Regions from separate parts of the Homo sapiens genome. Here region 2 is linked to region 1. Evidence: read pairs that join two places in POLR2A ChIA-PET (ENCODE). Cell type or tissue: IMR-90. All regions are shown on one strand. Links, peaks and the distances in the headings refer to the core of each region. The heading gives the core; the rest is flanking DNA.

The links. ChIA-PET counts read pairs that join two places held together with the same protein. Peaks named below come from ENCODE experiments on the same cell type or tissue, not always from the same donor. Only the 100,000 strongest peaks of a DNase experiment are listed, where the experiment ranks them.
Region 2: POLR2A ChIA-PET joins it to region 1 with 11 read pairs; 3 of 35 experiments call an interaction of 5 or more read pairs at or near these places.

Annotation. Positions count from the first base shown.
Region 1 is chr7:77,762,328-77,771,734 of GRCh38, forward strand. It overlaps RSBN1L (round spermatid basic protein 1 like), which reads left to right. Exons shown (of 8, transcript NM_198467.3): 4 at 3,168-3,305; 5 at 6,334-6,476. Among named protein-coding and RNA genes, the nearest start is that of TMEM60, 31 kb to the right of the region's middle. RefSeq lists an enhancer at 1,936-2,436. In IMR-90, for the core only: no CTCF peak of the experiment used is centred there; no DNase peak of the experiment used is centred there; H3K27ac peaks cover 343 bases.
Region 2 is chr7:77,618,086-77,627,492 of GRCh38, forward strand. PTPN12 (protein tyrosine phosphatase non-receptor type 12) reads left to right here. Exons shown (of 18, transcript NM_002835.4): 12 at 395-480; 13 at 8,620-9,407. Among named protein-coding and RNA genes, the nearest start is that of APTR, 73 kb to the right of the region's middle. In IMR-90, for the core only: no CTCF peak of the experiment used is centred there; no DNase peak of the experiment used is centred there.

The DNA of each region.
Region 1 (9,407 bases), core at 1,656-6,655:
TAAAGCCTCTTCTTAGGTAGTGCCCAAACTAGACAGAGAATGGGGGAAAAATCGGTTTTTGATTTATTCAGTCTATTATGTTAAACATTTTAATGTTTAGGTCTATACTAATTTAGACGTGTTTTGTTTTATTTTGAAATAAAAAGCATTATTTGTAAACTTGGAAATTAATGTAAATGTATAATTTGAAAGAAATGAGATGGCTAGGTCAGTAATACTTCTTCAGTCAATGAAATAATTATTCTAACCTGAAATAGCAACATCTGGTCAAAGCAAAATTAGTAAATAAAGTTCTTGAGTCATGACACAACATATGATGTGTCTGTAATATTACCACCCAAGTTTTACCCAATTTTTTCCTGTTACTCAATGATACATGTTTTTACTCACATTTAAATACATAAATTTTACTCTACAAGGACTGTGTTAACAATTGGTTCCGGTTTTCTGATTATTATATTATCTCCTACTCTCTATAATTTAATAATGTTATAGTTTTTTGGTTTTATTTCATGTATAATATGACTTTTTAAAACTACTAGATAAATTGAAAGTTTAGTTGTGCTTCGTATTTTAGAAGAATTCACTTAATGAAAATTCTTTCCTAACAGTCATCCCCTCCGCACAAGATAAACTGCCCAAATTATTTAGGTGATCATTGTTGGTACTGTGATGTCATAGAATGAACCAACTCAGTGGCAAGGACTTGATTATGGCTTTGTTAGAACTAAATGTTGTAGGTATCTAATTTAAACAAGATAAGGAAATTTATGCACAGAAAATGTACTTATTTGTATGAGGTGGAAATATATATAATTTGACTTTTTTTTTTTTTTTTTTTTGGTCTCGCTGTGTTGCTCAGGCAGATCTTGAACTCCTGGGCTCAAGTGATCCTCTTGCCTCTGCCTTCTGGGTAGCTGGGATTACAGTTTCGTGTCACCACCCCTAACTCTAATTTGACTTTTTAGATATATTTCAAAGCACTTGGAAAATTTGTGTTTTACAATATCAGTTGTTTGATTTCACTTTCTAAATGGTTATCGTCTCTCAAAACCCCTTATGGTCATTTGCAGACACAAAACTCAGAATCTCAGAATCACTTAACAGACTTGATGTGTTCTATTCTGGTAAATGTGCTAGAGTTGAGATTGATACCCTTAGCTTCTTTGATAGACTGCATTACAGAGGTGCATAGACTGAATTTCTTACTGTGCTGCTATTAATGCATCTAGAGCCTGAAGACTGTTGTAGAGTTAGGCTTTAACTGTTAGCTCTCTTGATATTGGAGATGATAGGAATTTTTAGGCGACAGGAAAAAGATGAGACAATGAGCATACAATGGGGGCATAAGCCCCAGCTGTTCTTATATTTGTTTGTTTTTTTGAGACAGGATCTCGCTCTGTTGCCCAGGCTGGAGTGCAGTGGCCTGATGACAGCTCACTGCAGCCTGGACCTGCCAGGCTGGAGATATCCTCCCACTTCTCAAAGTGCTGGGCTTACAGGCCCTTAATTTTCTAACTTGTAGGAATGGTTTGTGGTTCTGAGAAGTCAATTTGTAACAGTTTAGGAAAATTTAGGCTTAGAAATCTGGTGAATTTATTAAAGAATTAATGTCATTATTAAACTGCTTTGCTGATTATAATAACAAATGAGATTCTCTTCCTTAAATGATTTTGTATGAAAACATGTGGGTTGGGGTTTACTTTGTTACGTTGTGATACTCTTACCAGCTATGATTGTAAGGATTCAACTTTTGATGTGACTATCTTTTATAATCTGTGTCTGTGATGTGATAAAAGTTGACCATCCATGTTTGCCTGAAATACAAGACTTTCAGTTTTAAGACTGATAGTCCTGGGCAAACTGGGACAAATTGGTCTCCTAAATTTGTTGTCCACAAAGGCTAATCCAGAGAAAGAGACAATTACAGTTTTGCTTATAATTTGGTTATCAAAACGAGTTGTTTCGCTTGAAGACAGACTCAGCTTGTTTACTAGTGTTAGTATATGAAAACACATAGGTTTCTTTGTCAGGATTTAAATATGCTGGCAAGAAATGTAGTTACCAATCAATCTTGAGGTGCACATGGCTTTGTTTTGGCTCTTTGAATGCCACCCATTTGCTAGCATTATGGCAGGTGAGTTTATATCATTATCAAATTTTCTTCAGCAATCTGCTGTAAAACATTCCAGTTAAGGAAACCACAGCTCAAGGAACGCAAATGATTTCTGAAGGTCATGTAACTGGTAGATAGCAAAGGCAGATTTGGATTTTAGGATTCCTGATTCTTAATTTCTTTCTTTCTTTTTTTTTTTTTGAGACATAGTCTCGCTCTGTCGCCCAGGCTGGAGTGCAGTGGCACAATCTCGGCTCATTGCAAGCTCCGCCACCCAGGTTCACGCCATTCTCCTGCCTCAGCCTCCCAAGTAGCTGGGACTACAGGCGCGCGCCGGCCACCACACTCGGCTGATTTTTTTGTATTATTAGTAGAGACGGGGTTTCACCATGTTGGCCAGGATGGTCTTGATCTCCTGACCTCATGATCCGCCTGCCTTGGCCTCCCAAAGTGCTGGGATTACAGGTGTGAGCCACTGCGCCCGGCTGTGATTCTTAATTTCTAGTAGTTTCTCATGAGAGTTAATAATAGGTATATAAACTGGTTTCTAGTTAATATGGTAAGATCAAAAAAGAAGAGCATCCCTGGTGGCCTTTTAGTCATATAAGCCACTGTTGATGGTTAAATGTTTTCAGAGGGTCTAATTTTGAAAATGTTGATGAAAAGATATGAACTTCATTTCACTTTAGAAAAATGCAGGTACACCAACTTTTGAATACTCAGATAATGAGTTCCTCTGTTCTAAGGAGATGTTAGTTGTCTAGAATTAATGCTTATTTGTCTTAACTCTGTTTTCATAAGCAGTGTGTAGGAATAGTTAGAGAAAGTAAAATAGCTTGATTTAGTGCAAGTTTTATTTTTAAAATGCCTTATCTGTTACTGTTAGTAAAGTTTTGTTTTGCTTGCCTCATTATGATATAATATTCTGAGATAATAATTTATTGCTACAAAATGATAGCAAGCATTATCTTATGTGTAACTTTTAATTAAATCCATATTCTTCAGGTAAAAAGAACGTATTTAACTTTTAATTAAATCCATGTTTCTTCAGGTAAAAAGAACGTATTCTCATGGTACTTACAGAGCTGGCCCAATGAGACAAATAAGCTTGGTGGGAGCAGTTGATGAAGAAGTAGGAGATTATTTCCCTGAGTTCCTTGACATGTTGGAAGAGTCACCATTTTTAAAAGTAAGAGACAATCTGTCATGGGATTAGAGTTTTTTTTTTAAAAAAGGGAAGAAAAACCAATATGAGTAATCTAAATTGTGATTGTTTCTTTCATGCTACATGCAATATAAATGAATGGCTGTTTCAGAAATAGAAACGTTTTGGTTTTATTTGAACTGGAGGGAAGGAGAGCAAGAGATGGGAAACTGACATAATTCTTGTGTAGTGTGTACATGCGACATCTCAGGTTCTAATTGTAATGGCAAAGCTAAGTGGTGGGCCATGAAATAACACCTCTTAACACTTTAGGAAATTAGGTTCCATGTGTTTATCAGCTCTTTGTAAACTAAGTACTAAAGGACTTAAGAAGTACAGGAAGGATTCTACTACAAATGTTTAAGACAAAGGAATGGCAGTTTAGCATTCCTAAACTAAATTCCAGGAAAACTCGCCTGGGAAATTACACACCCATATTTTAGCCATGGCTGTACTTATCTGGGTTGGGCAAGCCCTTTAAACTTTCTGGGCTTCAGTTTCATCATCCATAAAATAACATGTTTAGACAATGTAGCCAAAGGCCCCTCTATTTAATTTATTTTTTTGAGACAGCCTCACTCTCTGCCCAGGCTGGAGTGTAGTGGTGTAATGTGGAGCCCTGACCTCCGTGGGCTTGGATGATCCTCCCACGTCAGCCTCCCAAGTACCTCGGATTACAGGCACATGCCATCATGCCCAGCTAACTTTTGTATTTTTTGTGGAAATGGGGTTTCACCATGTTGCTCAGGCTGGTCTTGAACTCTTGGACTCAAGTGATCCTCCTGTCTTGGCCTTCCAAAGTGCTGGGATTACAGGTGTGAGCCACTGTGCCCACCACCACAGGCCCCTTTAAATAGTTTGTAGCCAGATTCCTTTTTTTTTTTTTTAAAGCCTCTTGATTTTCAAAAAGTATTTCTTATTGTGAGGTGCTAGGGCTATCCCACTGAGAGAGGAATCTCTGAGCTGTGTGGTTAGGTTAATTATTTAATCAGTAACTCAAAGGTCAATGCTGCAAACCTACACTGAAATTCAGGGTCCAGGTAAGCTGTGGAATGTGACAAGATTTCTGATACCACATAATCTATAGGACATCTCTTCTTTTATTACTTCTGTTTGCTTGGTGTTTTTACCCTATATGTACATATATCTTTTTCTTCCCTTTCTCTTTAACCTTGTTCCATTCCTTTTTCTCTTTTCCTTTTAAACTTTTTGTTCCTTTTCTACTTCTCTCTAGTAGTTACATCATGGAATTAGGTTGCATTTATTATTGGACTATATTTAAAAATTACCAAATATTACTTAAATGGTTGCTTCAAGTTTAATTTTCAAAGCACATGAACTAAATGCATTATTTCTCCTTTCCTTTCCTTCCCCTTCCCCTTCCCTTTCCCCTTCCCTTCCCCTTCCCCTTCCCTTTCCCCTTCCCTTCCCCTTCCCCTTCCCTTTCCCTTTCCCTTCCTTTCTTTCGATGGGGTCCTGCTATGTTGCCCAGGCTAGCTTTGAAGTCCTGGGCTCAAGCAGTCCTCCTGCTTCAGCCTCCCAAAGTGCTGTGATTACAGACGTGAGCCACCCACACCCAACCTAAATGCATTGTTTCTAAAGAAATTTGACAAGCCTTTTTGAAAAGGGGGTGTGTGGTGAAATTTTTTTTTTTTTTAATTTTGTTCTCAACATTCCATGGACAGTGGCCCTCAGTTTCCTTCTTCCCTCTCTCTGTCTTTTTTTGTTTGTTTGTTTTTGGTTTCAGATGGAGTCTCGCTGTGTCATCCAGGCTGGAGGGCAGTGGTGCGATCTCGGCTCACTGCAACCTCTGCCTCTCAGGTTCAAGCAATTCTCATGCCTCAGCCTTTCGAGTAGCTGGGATTACAGACACACACTACCATGCTAGGCTAATTTTTTGTATCTTTAGTAGAGATGAGGTTTCTCCATGTTGCCCAGTCTGGTCTCAAACTCCTGAGCTCAGGTGATCTGCCTGCCTCAGCCTCCTGAAGTGTTGGGATTACAGGCCTGAGCCACCGTGCCCGGCCACCGTCTTCTCTTTTCTCTTCCCCTTCCCCTTCACCTCTGTCTCTCGCCTCGCCTCCCCTCCCCTCCCCTCCCCCCTTTTTCCCTCCCCCTTCCCCTCCTCTCCCCCCTCCCCCTTCTCCCTCCCCCTTCCCTTCCTCTGCCCCCTCCCCCCTTCTCCCTCCCCCCTTCTCCCTCCCCCCTCCCTCTCCTTTCATTCTTTGGAGTCTCGTTCTGTCACCAGGCTGGAGTGCAGTGGCGTGATTTCGGCTCACTGCAACCTCCGCCTCCGAGGTTCAAGCGATTCTCCTGCCTCAACCTCCTGAGTAGCTGGGACTACAGGTGCGCGCCACCATGCCCAGCTAATTTTTGTATTTTGTAGAGACGGGGTTTCACCGTGCTGGCCAGGACGGTCTCGATATCTTGATATCTTGACCTTGTGATCCGCCCGCCTCGGCCTCCCAAAGTGCTCGGATTACAGGCGTGAGCCACTGCGCGCCCAGCCTTGTTCTTTCATTTTAAAATACTTTAGTCTCTGGTTTAAGCCAACAACCTCTTCAAGAAACTGCTGAACAGAAATATGTTTTGATTTTGTTTTGTTTTGTTTTTAATTATCATTAATCAAAGAGGTATCCAGTTTTTAAACTTAAATTTAATTGTTCATTTTTATAGATTCTTATGAGAGCACTTGCTTATTTAGTCCGTTAACATCATATGATCTATATGGTAGAAGGAAGAATAACAAATGATGAATATAGTGAATCATACCTCTAGCAGGGTATAGGGACAGAACCATCCAAGCATAATTATTTTCTTGGTGTGTTTGAAACAGTTTTTTGAAGCAAAGTATATCAATATATAGGGATATATTCAATATTATGTATTTCAGATGCTTAAGTATAAAGCTGTGTATGAAAGTGTGTTTGTCAGGGGAACAATATTATTATTAACATACACTTGAAGATACATTTTGAAAATAATTGCAATCTGCATAATTATTTATCTCCAGTGTACACTGCCATGGGGGACGCTATCTAGTCTAAAATTACAGAGTCGAAAAGATAGTGATGATGGTCCCATCATGTGGGTTCGTCCAGGAGAACAAATGATCCCTGTGGCTGATATGCCAAAGTCACCTTTCAAAAGGAAAAGGTATGTTGTATACACATTTTTATTGGAGGGGATGAGTGTTTGTATGTTGGGGTGTGTATGTTAGTTGAAAATTGGAGGAAGGAGGAATGCAAAGTTTAGAGCATAATTGGAATATAAATTTAAAAATAGCGATACATGCTAATACAATTTGTTATAAAACCTAAAATGTAAATAAAGCATGAGAAATGTAGGCAAATGACAAGAAATTGTAATGATGGATGGAAAAAATGTCATAAGATATAAACTATTTTAGAATAAATGTAATATTCAGAACCTATACTAAGAAGACTAAAATGTTTTGTGGAGGATATAAAGTAAGATCAGAACAAATGGAAAGCCCTGCTGTGTTCTGGATTGGATAAAAATGATAGTTCTTTAAAATTTTCTGCATTTCAATTGGACTAACACTTCCAGTCCTGGATAAAATTATTTTAAAATTCATAAGGAAGTAAACTTTTCAGTGAAAGAGAAGATTAGTGAGAGGCAGCTTATGATACAGGATATTAAAAATTACTATAAAGTTCAAATAGATCATTGGAATAAGAGTCCAGAAATAGATCTAAGTATATTGGGAACTTAATATATGAGATAGGTGGGAAGAGGAAGATGTATTTAATGAATAATGCTGGCATATTTGGCTCTCATAAAAACAAAGGCAGAGCCCCTACCTCATACAAGAAGTAAATTAGAGAATTAAGCATCACAGATAAAACAGTTAAAATATTAGAATAAAATTGTTTAAGCCTGGAGGAGACCTTCCTAAGCAAGACCAAACAATGCAGTGGCAATAGTATTTGGGGGGGAAGCGACATCAACAATGAGGTTCAAAATTATGATAGACTGGACTAAGACATTTGGAACTCATGACACACCAAAGTTAATGTACAAAGAGCATTCTCAAGTGTAAACAACCCAGTAGAAAAATAACCTCAGGTAGTTAAGTTTATTTTAAAAGAACTATGAGATATTTTTATTCATTATATTGGCAAAAATTATGAATATAGCATTAATATTATAGGCTGGTAGGTATGTGAAGAAACAATTTTTTATATATTGTTGACTGGAGGATGAGCTGCTGTAATTTTGTGAAAGTAATCTGGCAGTAGATCATAAAATTTAACATAAAACTCTTTGATCTAGCACTCCTACTTTTGGGAATCCCAAGGAATAAAAACACGAAAGGTAAATAAATTTGTGGTAAGAAAAACATTTTAAAATGGTCTGAATGCCTGTCAGTAGGGGAATGGTTGAATAGATTTCATACATTCTTATTGAAGAGTATAGTTAGGCCGGGTGCAGTGGCTCACGCCTGTAATCCCAGCACTTTGGGAGGCTGAGGCGGGTGGATTACCTGAAGTCAGGAGTTTGAAGATCAGCCTGGCCAACATGAGGAAACCCCGTCTCTACTAAAAATAGAACAAATTAGCCCAGCGTGGTGGGACATGACTGTAATCCCAGCTATTCAGGAGGCTGAGGCAGGAGAATTGCTTGAGCCTGGGAGATAGAGGTTGCAGTGAACCCAGATCGCTTCACTGCACTCCAGCCTGGCCGATAGAGCGAGACTCTGTTTCAAAAAAAAGAGTATAGTGAAATACGCCAGGTGCAGTGGCTCTTTCATGTAATCCTAGCACTTTGGGTGGCCGAGGTGGGAGGATAACTTGAATCCCAAGAGTTCAGGAGCAGCCTGAGCAACATAGTGAGATGCCGCCTCTACAAAATAAATTTAAAAATTTAGCCAATGTGGTGGTACATGCCCGTAGCCCTAGCTACTCGGAAGGCTGAGTCAAGGGCTGCTTGAGCCCAGGAGTTTGAGGCTGCAGTAAGCTATGAGTACATCACTGCACTCCAGCCTGGGTGACAGAACCAGAACCTATCTCTTAAAAAAAAAATGGTGAAATAGTTAAAGTTTTAAAAAATGTCTTGATCTGGATGGATATTCATGACATTTGAAAACAGCCAAATGTAGAGTAATGTATCTAATATGATTTTGTTTTTATCCAAAGAAATAACAAAACCCTACTATGTGTGATTGTGTACTTATGTGAGCACAGAGAAAAGTGTGGAGAAAATGTACATTAGGTTAACGTGGATTGGAATGGATGGAGATGATGCTAGGAGAGATTATAGCCTTTTGTTTTGTTTTGTTTGTTTGTTTTTGAGACTGAGTCTTGCTCTGTCGCCAGGCTGGAGTGCAGTGGTGCAATCTCGGCTCACTGCAACCTCCACCTCCCGGTTTCAAGCGATTCTCCTGCCTCAGCCTCCCGAGTAGCTGGGACTACAGGCGCACGCCACCACACCCGGCTAATTTTTGTATTTTCAGTAGAGATGGTGTTTCACCATGTTGGCCAGGATGGTCTTGATCTCTTGATCTCGTGATCCTCCTGCCTCGGCCACCCAAAGTGCCTAGGCATGAGCCACTGTGCCCGTCCTGATTATAGCTTTTTAGATTACCTAAAGACGGTTTTAGCTGTTACAGTGATTATTAAGTTTACTGGTTACGGTGATTATTAAGTTAAAAAGAAAACAGGGAAAAAGTCATTGAGTAAACTCTGGGTTGCATGATGGCAGGGACTTTGTTGGGTTTGTTACTAATGTTTCTCTAGCACCTAAACACAGTGTCTGGTGCTTAATATTGGATGAATAAAATTTTACAGGTTAATTTGTAAGTTAGTAGTAAATGGTAAAATTGATGTGTTCCTCAGCGACTCTTTTTTTTTTTTTTTTGAGATAGAGTCTAGCTCTGTCACCCAGGCTGGAGTGCAGTGGCACAATCTCGGCTCACTGCAACCTCTGCCTCCTGGGTTCAAGTGATTCTCCTGCCTCAGCCTCCTCAGTAGCTGGGATTAAAGGCGTGAACCACCATTCCCAGCTCATTTTTGTATTTTTAAGAGAGACGGGATTTCGCCGTTTTGGCCAGGCTGGTCTCAAACT
Region 2 (9,407 bases), core at 2,607-7,606, 140 kb before region 1:
TGGTATAAGCCTTATTTGTTGGCTTTTTTTTTGTCTCTGCATATATTAAGTTCCTAGTGGTAGTGATGGCGGGGCGGGGGGATACTACGTTCTTTAATCCACATTATCTTGGGGAATCTGTTTTTTTACGGTAGCATTTGAGATGTGTTGAAATGCTGCTGTACACCTTGATCTTTCCAGTAACTGTGATGCGCTGTTTTTTTGATACAATCTCTCCATTGAAGTCTGGTCCTTCAGGCTAAAATATAGAGCCAGAATATAAGACTTTTTTTTTTTAACTTGGCAAAATTGGCATTGTTTAAGGATTGAAAAGCACAGAAACAATTTAGTTGAAACATGAAGAGGAAAAATTATTTTTCTCTTAACCTTAGTGAAGTATTTTTTCCCTTGGCAGAATGAAATTAACACTGAAAACATGGTCAGCTCCATAGAGCCTGAAAAACAAGATTCTCCTCCTCCAAAACCACCAAGGACCCGCAGGTATTGTATGTCTTCGAACATTTTCTTTAAAAGCATACTTGTTTCTACTCACTGTTAATTAAAATGACAAATTCTGAATATTTCTAAATTACTTTTATAACTTTTATTATTATTTTGTTAGGATGTAACATACGTATGACAACTGATTTGTTACTGGTTTATTAAAAATTTGGTTTCATTTTGGATAAAATTTCAATAATATACTGTAGCAGAATGTGGATACTACCATGAATTGACTATGGTTTATGTTTTGATATGTGATATAACTAAAATTTTAGTTATTCTAAAGATTCCCATTTTTTTCCTGATGACTAAATATGCTTGCCAAAAATTGCATGCATGTTGAAGTGTGAGGATATTTAATAACGTTACTAGCAAAGATGAGTTTATTTCTTTAATTTTTCTTGCTTTTCTACCAAGCTCATTTATAATAGTTAAAATCATATATATTCATATCTTTCTTTTCCTTCCCTTCTTGTTCAGGGTAGCTGCTTAGTCAGTAACATGGTAGTATGGAGAGAATACAGAGGCAGAAGAAGATAGTTTCAACTCCTTTTTAGCCATTTAGCTCTGGGATCTAGGATTAATTTACTTAATCCTGGGGAGAAGGAGTTGTTTAAATATTGTCCTAAGGATTAAATAAAAAACTATTAGAATATTTTATAGTGTCTTTCTTGCACATAGATCTGCCAAAACTGATCGACTTCCCATCAAAATAAATTCTTTTATACAGGATACACCAATTGTTTCCATCTTAAAACTTTGGGGAAAGTTGGGTCAGACGGCCAGGGTCATGTCTTAGCATTGAGTTGCTAATTCCAAGAGATCATTCTAACGAAATCATCTCTCTGAACAAAAGAAAAAGCCTGCAGCTTCCCTCAGTAACTGAAGGTTTGGTTAGAATCCCTGCACACCACAGGAATAATTTATTCTCATTTTGACCATGCAAGATTCTAACTGCCTGGGAAGGAAGCTGCTGAGTACAGAAAGAGGCAGTGTACTCTGGTATAAAGAGGCTTTTTACATAAATAGGTCCCATTCCAAATTTTAACTTTAGCATTTGCCACTGAATGAACTTTGACAAGCCACTTCTCTGAAAATACTTTACTTCATTGTAGTGAGAGTACTCGTATTCTCCGTTTTTAAAAATTAGTGATAATGTATATAAAGCATGTAGTTACATGCCCGGCCTATAGTAACAGATTTTTTAAGTGTGGTGGTAGTTATAGTCTCTAGAATACCTTTGCATACTTCTCTTAGGAACCTCAGGAAGCCTATATATAGATGAGGTTAGGTCTCAACATTTAAATGTTCGAGATGTTAACTGTGTGCTATCAGAACTTTTAGTAGTTCTTTCCTGTTCGATTTCCACTTTGGTATCCACCAAAACTGGTTGGCATTTTAGCCGTCTGTGGAAGGTAACCAGTTGAAACCTATAAAATATTAAGTTCTCTAACTTCTCTGTTCCATATAGGAGCCCTAGAATCCTAAAAGAAACTACTGGCCCTAAAAAAATTAAGGAACATTTTTGCTGCCCTGTGTTTTAATTTGGTTTTTGAGATTGAGCCAATATAGAGGTTTTCAAAGTCTACACTGATATTTATGATTTGTATGTTCTTCTACCTCTAACTACATGTAGCAGCAGTCTCTTCTTAATTTTACAGGAAAAAAGAATAGAATATCTGAATTTAAAGCCTTTTTCCTATACCTGTTGAAAAGTTTTACTTCTGTTACTCTCTAATAAACAAAAAGATAATAAAGAAAAAAGCAAATGCATATTAAGAAAAAATATTCAACTCAAGACAGATTTTTATTAGGCATACATTCTAAAAGTTCTTTGTGTGTGATTTTATAATACATGCATAGGTCACCTTTTTTCTTCTTCATGTAATGGAGTCAAATGCCAGAATGTCATTATTTTTGACAAAGAGAACCTTGTGACTTCTAAGTTGGGATGATTTTTAGAACTATTATAAATTGTTCCAACATAACTGAAAATAAAATCACAAAATCATAAGATTGATAACAAGTAAAATAGTATATTTTGTTTTTCAGTATGGCTACAGTAAACACATTAATTGTTTGTTTAAAGTACATGATGGGGCCAGGCGTGGTGGCTCACGCCTGTAATCCCAGCACTTTGGTAGGCCAAGGCAGGCGGATCACAAGGTCAGGAGTTTAAGACCAGCCTGATCAATATGGTGAAACCCCGTCTCTACTAAAAATAGAAAAATTAGCCAGGCGTGGTGGCACGCGCCTGCAGTTCCAGCTACTTGGGAGACTGAGGCAGGAGAATCGCTTGAACCCAGGAAGCGAAGGTGCCAGTGAGCCAAGTTCATGCCACTGCACTCCAGCCTGGGTGAAAAAGCGAGACTTTGTCTCAAAAATAAAAAAACAAAAATAAAGTACATGTTGGCTGGGCATAGTGGCTCACGCCTGTAGTCCCAACATTTTGGGAGGCTAAGGTGGGCGGATTGCTTGAATCCATATATATATATATATATAAAAATATGTGTTGTGTGTATATTTCATTTTTATTTATTTATTTATTTATTTACTTTTTAAACGTTTTTGTTAAAAATAAGACACACACACACAGTAGCCTAAGCATACACAGGGTCAGGATCATCAATATCACTGCCTTCTGCCTCCATATCTTGTCCTGCTGGAAGGTATCGGGCAGAAACACACATGGAGCTGTCATCCCCTATGATAACAGTGCCCTCTTCTAGAATACCTCCTGAAGAACCTGCCTGAAGCTGTTTAACAGTTAACTAATTTTTTAACAATTAGAAGGAATACACTCAAAATTAACAACAAAAAGTAAGTACGTGGCCAGGCGCCTGTAATCCCAGCATTTTGGGAGGCCAAGGTGGGTGGATCACCTGAGGTTGGGAGTTCGAGACCAGCCTGGCCACCATAGCGAAACCCTGTGTCTCCTAAAAATACAAAAATTAGCTGGGCGTTGTGGCGGGCACCTGTAGTCTCAGCTACTTGGGAGGCTAAGGCAAAAGAATTGCTTGAACCCGGGAAGTGGAGGTTGCAGTGAGCCAAGATTGCACCACTGGACTCCAGCCTGGGTGTGACAGAGCGAGACTCCATCTCAAAAAAAAAAGTACATAAGCCAATAACTATTTTCTTTATCATTATTATCAAGGATTGTGTCCTGTACGTAATTACATGTGCTGTGCTTTTATATGACTGACAGCATAGTAGCTTTGTTTATACCAGCATCACAACAAACGTGAATGACGCATTTTGCTACAAATTCATGGGAATTTTTCAGCTCCATTATAACTTTGTGGGGCCACCATGTTATGTGTGGCCCATCATTGACTGAAACGTCACATGACTGTACATGTCTTTCAGTAATTTTTAATATTCCAATTCTTTCTGTTTTATTTTGTTTTGTTTTCAGACAGAGCCTTGCTCTTTTGCGCAGGCTGGAGTGCAGTGGTGTGATTATGGCTCACTGCAGCCTCGACCTCAATTGAACCTCCCACCCTAGACTCCCAACTAGCTGGAACTATAGACACACACCACCATGCCTGGCTAATTTCCGTATTTTTTGTAGAGATGGGTTTTCTCCTTGTTGCCTAGGCCAGTTTTAAACTCTTGGGCTCAAGGGATCCACCCATTTTGGCCTCCCAAAGTGCTGGGATTGCAGGCGTGAGCCACCATGTCCCACCAGTATTCCAGTTCTTCCAGTTCTTAAAAGTGAACAGAACTAGGAATGACTGGGCATTTGACAGAAGCCTCTAATATGAAAAAACAGAGGAAATGGAGACAATACAGAGTAAAATGAAAAAGATGGGGGAAAAAAGAAACAACAGTCCACTTTTCTCAGTCATTGGGAAATGCTGCAACCACGAAATAAGAACTGTGGGTAATAAGTAAGAAGCTCTTAGAAATTAAGAATATAGGCCAGGCGCAGTGGCTCATGCCTGTAATCCCAGCACTTTGGGAGGCTGAGGCGGGCAGATCACAAGGTCAGGAGTTTGAGACCAGCCTGGACAATATGGTGAAACCCAGTCTCTACTAAAAATACAAAAAAAATTAGCTGGGCGTGGTGGTGTGTGCCTGTAGTCCCAGCTACTCAGGAGGCTGAGGCAGGAGAATCGCTTGAACCCGGGAGGCGGAAGTTACAGTGAGTCGAGATCGCGCCACTGCTCTCCAGCCTGGGCAACAGAATGAGACTCTTGTCTCAAAAAAAAAGAAAGAAAGAAATTAAAATACTATAAATTTAAAAATTAAGCAGAAGTTTGGAAAATAAGGAACTCCATTTTCCAATAAAATTTCCAAAATAAAGAAATTCATTCATTTCAAGAAAATGAATGGATAAAGAAAAAGTAGGAGAGAAAAGATAAGGAAATTAGAAAGCAAAACTAGAAGATCTGTCACTGAACTAATAATAGTCTAAAAGGAGAGTAGGGAAGAAGAAATTAGCAAAAAAAAAAAAGAAGAAAAAATGTGTTAGAATTAAAGGGCATAAATTTTTATATAGAGCGTATACACCAAGCTTGATATACACCACCAAATGTGATGGATAAAAATAAAATTGTTAAAAAATATAGTTTTTTAAGTTACATTATGAAATTATAGAACATCCAACATAAGAACCTTGCTTAGGTTTAGAGTAAGATAAAAATAATGCTGAAATTTGGAGTAAGTTTTTTTAAATTAAAAACTTTGAAAATACTCGATTAACAAACCCATATATCATACTCGATATCTGTCAAGCACTGTTCTAATTGTTGTTCAGATGTTAACTCATTTAATTCTCCTAACTACCCTGTGAAAAAGGTACTGTTAAGGATATATGGGGTTTGTTAATCAAGTAAATCTGTAAAATACTGGTCATGAGGCCGGGCATGGTGTTTCACACCTGTAATCCCAGCATTTTGGGAGCCTGAGGAGGGCGGATCACTTGACGTTAGAAGTTTAAGACCAGCCTGGCCAACATGGCGAAACCCTGTCTCTACTAAAAATACAAACATTAGCCGGGCGTCATGGCGCGTGCCTATAATCCCAGCTACTTGTGAGGCTGAGGCAGGAGATTCGCTTGAACCTGGGAGGCGGCGGAGGTTGCAGTAAGCTGAGATTGCACCACTGTACTCCAGCCTGAGTAACAGAATGAGACTCTGTCTCAATAAAAAATATGTAAATAAAATACTGATTATGGAAAAGTGGTCTCACCATGTACACGTAGGGAAAATAATACACCTCAATTTATATCAAAATTTTATCTCATCCTTTTAAAACTCATATTTTCTATTTGTATTATAATATGTTCTTAGGATAACCTATTGGTCTTTGCATATGCTTTATAAATTGTAGGAGGTGTCTGCAATTATTTTTGTTTTAGATCGCAAAAATTTGACAGCCACTCTTTCAGATTAAGAACCAACTTGTAGGCCAGGTACAATGCCTCACACCTGTAATCCCAGCTCTTTGGGAGGACATGGCAGGTGAATTGCTTAAGTTTAGGAGTTTGAGATCAGTCTGGGCAACATGAACATGGCAAAACCACATCTCTACAAAAAATACAAAACTTAGCCAGGTGTGGTAGTGCACACCTGTAGTCCCAGCTGCTTGGGAGGCTAAACTGGGAGGATGGCTTGAGCCCTGAAGGCAGAGGTTGCAGTGAGCCAAGATAGTGCAACTGTACTCCAGCCCAGGTGGCAGAGCAGGACCCTGTCTCAAAAAAAAAAAAAAGAATCTACTTGTAAAACTTGAACAGATATAGGAATATCTTATGAGAGTATTGCTGTCATTTTAATATGATCAGTATTCTGGAGATATTCATTTATCTTCTCATGTCCTAGGAATGTGGGAATGTGTCTAGAGAATCTGAACTTCACAGAGTCTTTATTTATTTATTTTATTTATTTTGAGACAGAGTCTTGCTCTGTCACCTAGGCTGGAGTGCAGTGGCGTGATCTCAGCTCACTGCAACCTCTGCCTCCCGAATTCAAGTGATTCTCCTGACTCAGCTTCCTGAGTAGCTGGGATTACAGGCGCACGCTACCATGCCTGACTAGGGTTTTGTGTTTTTAGTAGAGACGGGGTTTTGCCATGTTGGTTAGGCTGGTCTCAAACTCCTGATCTTGTGATCCGCCTGCCTTGGCCTCCCAAAGTGCTAGGATTACAGGCGTGAGCCACCATGCCTGGCCCACAGAGTCTCTTTTAAGGGGAAACCTGGTGTACCATGTGATTACTGCCAGTTATCTGGTTGGATAAAAAAAGGTTGATCACCTGGGGGGAGAAAAAAAAGCAAAAACTCTGAGGTGGGGTCCAGTGGCTCACCCCTGTAATCCCAGCACTTTGCGGGGGCCGAGGCAGGCAAATCACTTGAGGCCAGGAGTTGGAGACCAGCCTGGCCAACATGGCAAAACCCCATCTCTACTAAAAATACAAAAATTAGCCAGGTGTGGTGGCATGTGCCTGTAGTCCCAGCTACTCAGGAGGTTGAAGCACAAGAATTGCTGGAACCCAGGAGGTAGAGGTTCCAATGAGCCAAGATGGTGCCACTGCACTCCAGCCTGGGTGACAGAACAAGACTCTATCTCAAAAGAAAAACAGAACACAAAAACTTAAATATACAAGCCCTCAAGAAGTTTGCTTCATATAAAGTTCTTAAAAAGCAACAAAGCCTGGGCAACATAGTAAACCCTATCTTCTTCTTTGGTTTTTTTTTTTTTTTGAGACAGGATCTCATTCTTTCACCCAGGCTGGAGTGCAGTGGCATGATCAGAGCTCCCTGCAGCCTTGACCTCCCCAGGCTCAGGTGATCCTCCTACCTCAGCCTTCCTAGTAGCTGGGACTACAAGCATGCATTGCCACATCCAGTTAATTTTTTTGTATTTGTTAAAGACACAGGGTTTTGCCATATTGCCCAGGCTGCTCGCTCTCTCTCTCTCTCTCTCTCTCTCTCTCTCTCTCTCTCTCTCTCTCTCTCACTCTCACTCTCACTCGCGCTCTCTCTCTCGCTCTCTCTCTCTTTTTTTTTTTTTTTTTTTTTTTGGAGACAGTCTTGCTCTGTCGCCCAGACTGGAGTGCAGTGGCGTGATCTCAACTCACTGCCATCTCCACCTCCTGGGCTCAAGCAATTCTCCTGCCTCAGCCTCCCAAGTATCTGGGACTGCAGGTGTGTGCCACCACACCTGGCAAATTTTTGTATTATTAGTAGAGATGGGGTTTTACTGTGTTGCTCAGGCTGGTCTCAAACTCCTGAGCTCAATTGATCCACCCACCTTGGCCTCCCAAAGTGCTGGGATTACAGGCGTGAGCCACCATGCCTGGCCCCTATTTCTTTAAGGAAAAAAATAAAGGCAACTAGAGGGTATAACCCACCCGAACAAAGGAGTATACCCAGAAAGAGGAAAATGAGACCTGGGAAACAGGAGAATCTGAAACCAGAGAGAACATTAGCTCTGTGATGGACTAGGGAACCAGTAGTCCACACTGGAGCAGGAGGCCAAAAGTTACTAACAAGGATGTCTGTGGTATTGATACTTACTATGTGTGCTTGTCATTATTGAGAGGAGGTATACCAATCTGCAAGAAAGTTAGAAGAAAAGCTGAGTAACTGATGATGCATAGAGAGCTAAGCCATCAGAAATCCAAGGCAGTCATTAGGGGAAAACAAGACACTATAGAAGAAAAGATACGAAATCATGGTGTCATAGATGGGAATACTATCTGCAGTCATACGACTGAGGTAATGAAAAATTACAATATAACAGTATTGGAAAGATAGAGAAGGACACTTCCACAGTAGGAAGTCAGTAGAAAATGTGTGAAACAAAGATCAAGAAATAACTTTTGAAATAGTCTGAAATACAGAGGTGTAAATTTTAGAAGCAGCTATAAAAAAATGTTGAAAGTTGATGCCTCTGGCTAACAGGAGGGCTGCGGGGCAGAGACTATGTTTTTCATTCAAAGTCTTGTATTTGACTTTTTAAACAGTATATGTGTATTACCTTGATGAACATTAAATTTTCTTAGTCTGAAAAACTGCAGTTTTTATTCGCAACCAGATTGTAATGGCTCTTAATATGCTACTCTTAGCTACATAATTCTCAGGTATCAACTTGTTTAACAGTCTTAAAATGCCCTTTTTAAATGTTTGTTTTTCAGTTGCCTTGTTGAAGGGGATGCTAAAGAAGAAATACTGCAGCCACCGGAACCTCATCCAGTGCCACCCATCTTGACACCTTCTCCCCCTTCAGCTTTTCCAACAGTCACTACTGTGTGGCAGGACAATGATAGATACCATCCAAAGCCAGTGTTGCATATGGTTTCATCAGAACAACATTCAGCAGACCTCAACAGAAACTATAGTAAATCAACAGAACTTCCAGGGAAAAATGAATCAACAATTGAACAGATAGATAAAAAATTGGAACGAAATTTAAGTTTTGAGATTAAGAAGGTCCCTCTCCAAGAGGGACCAAAAAGTTTTGATGGGAACACACTTTTGAATAGGGGACATGCAATTAAAATTAAATCTGCTTCACCTTGTATAGCTGATAAAATCTCTAAGCCACAGGAATTAAGTTCAGATCTAAATGTCGGTGATACTTCCCAGAATTCTTGTGTGGACTGCAGTGTAACACAATCAAACAAAGTTTCAGTTACTCCACCAGAAGAATCCCAGAATTCAGACACACCTCCAAGGCCAGACCGCTTGCCTCTTGATGAGAAAGGACATGTAACGTGGTCATTTCATGGACCTGAAAATGCCATACCCATACCTGATTTATCTGAAGGCAATTCCTCAGATATCAACTATCAAACTAGGAAAACTGTGAGTTTAACACCAAGTCCTACAACACAAGTTGAAACACCTGATCTTGTGGATCATGATAACACTTCACCACTCTTCAGAACACCCCTCAGTTTTACTAATCCACTTCACTCTGATG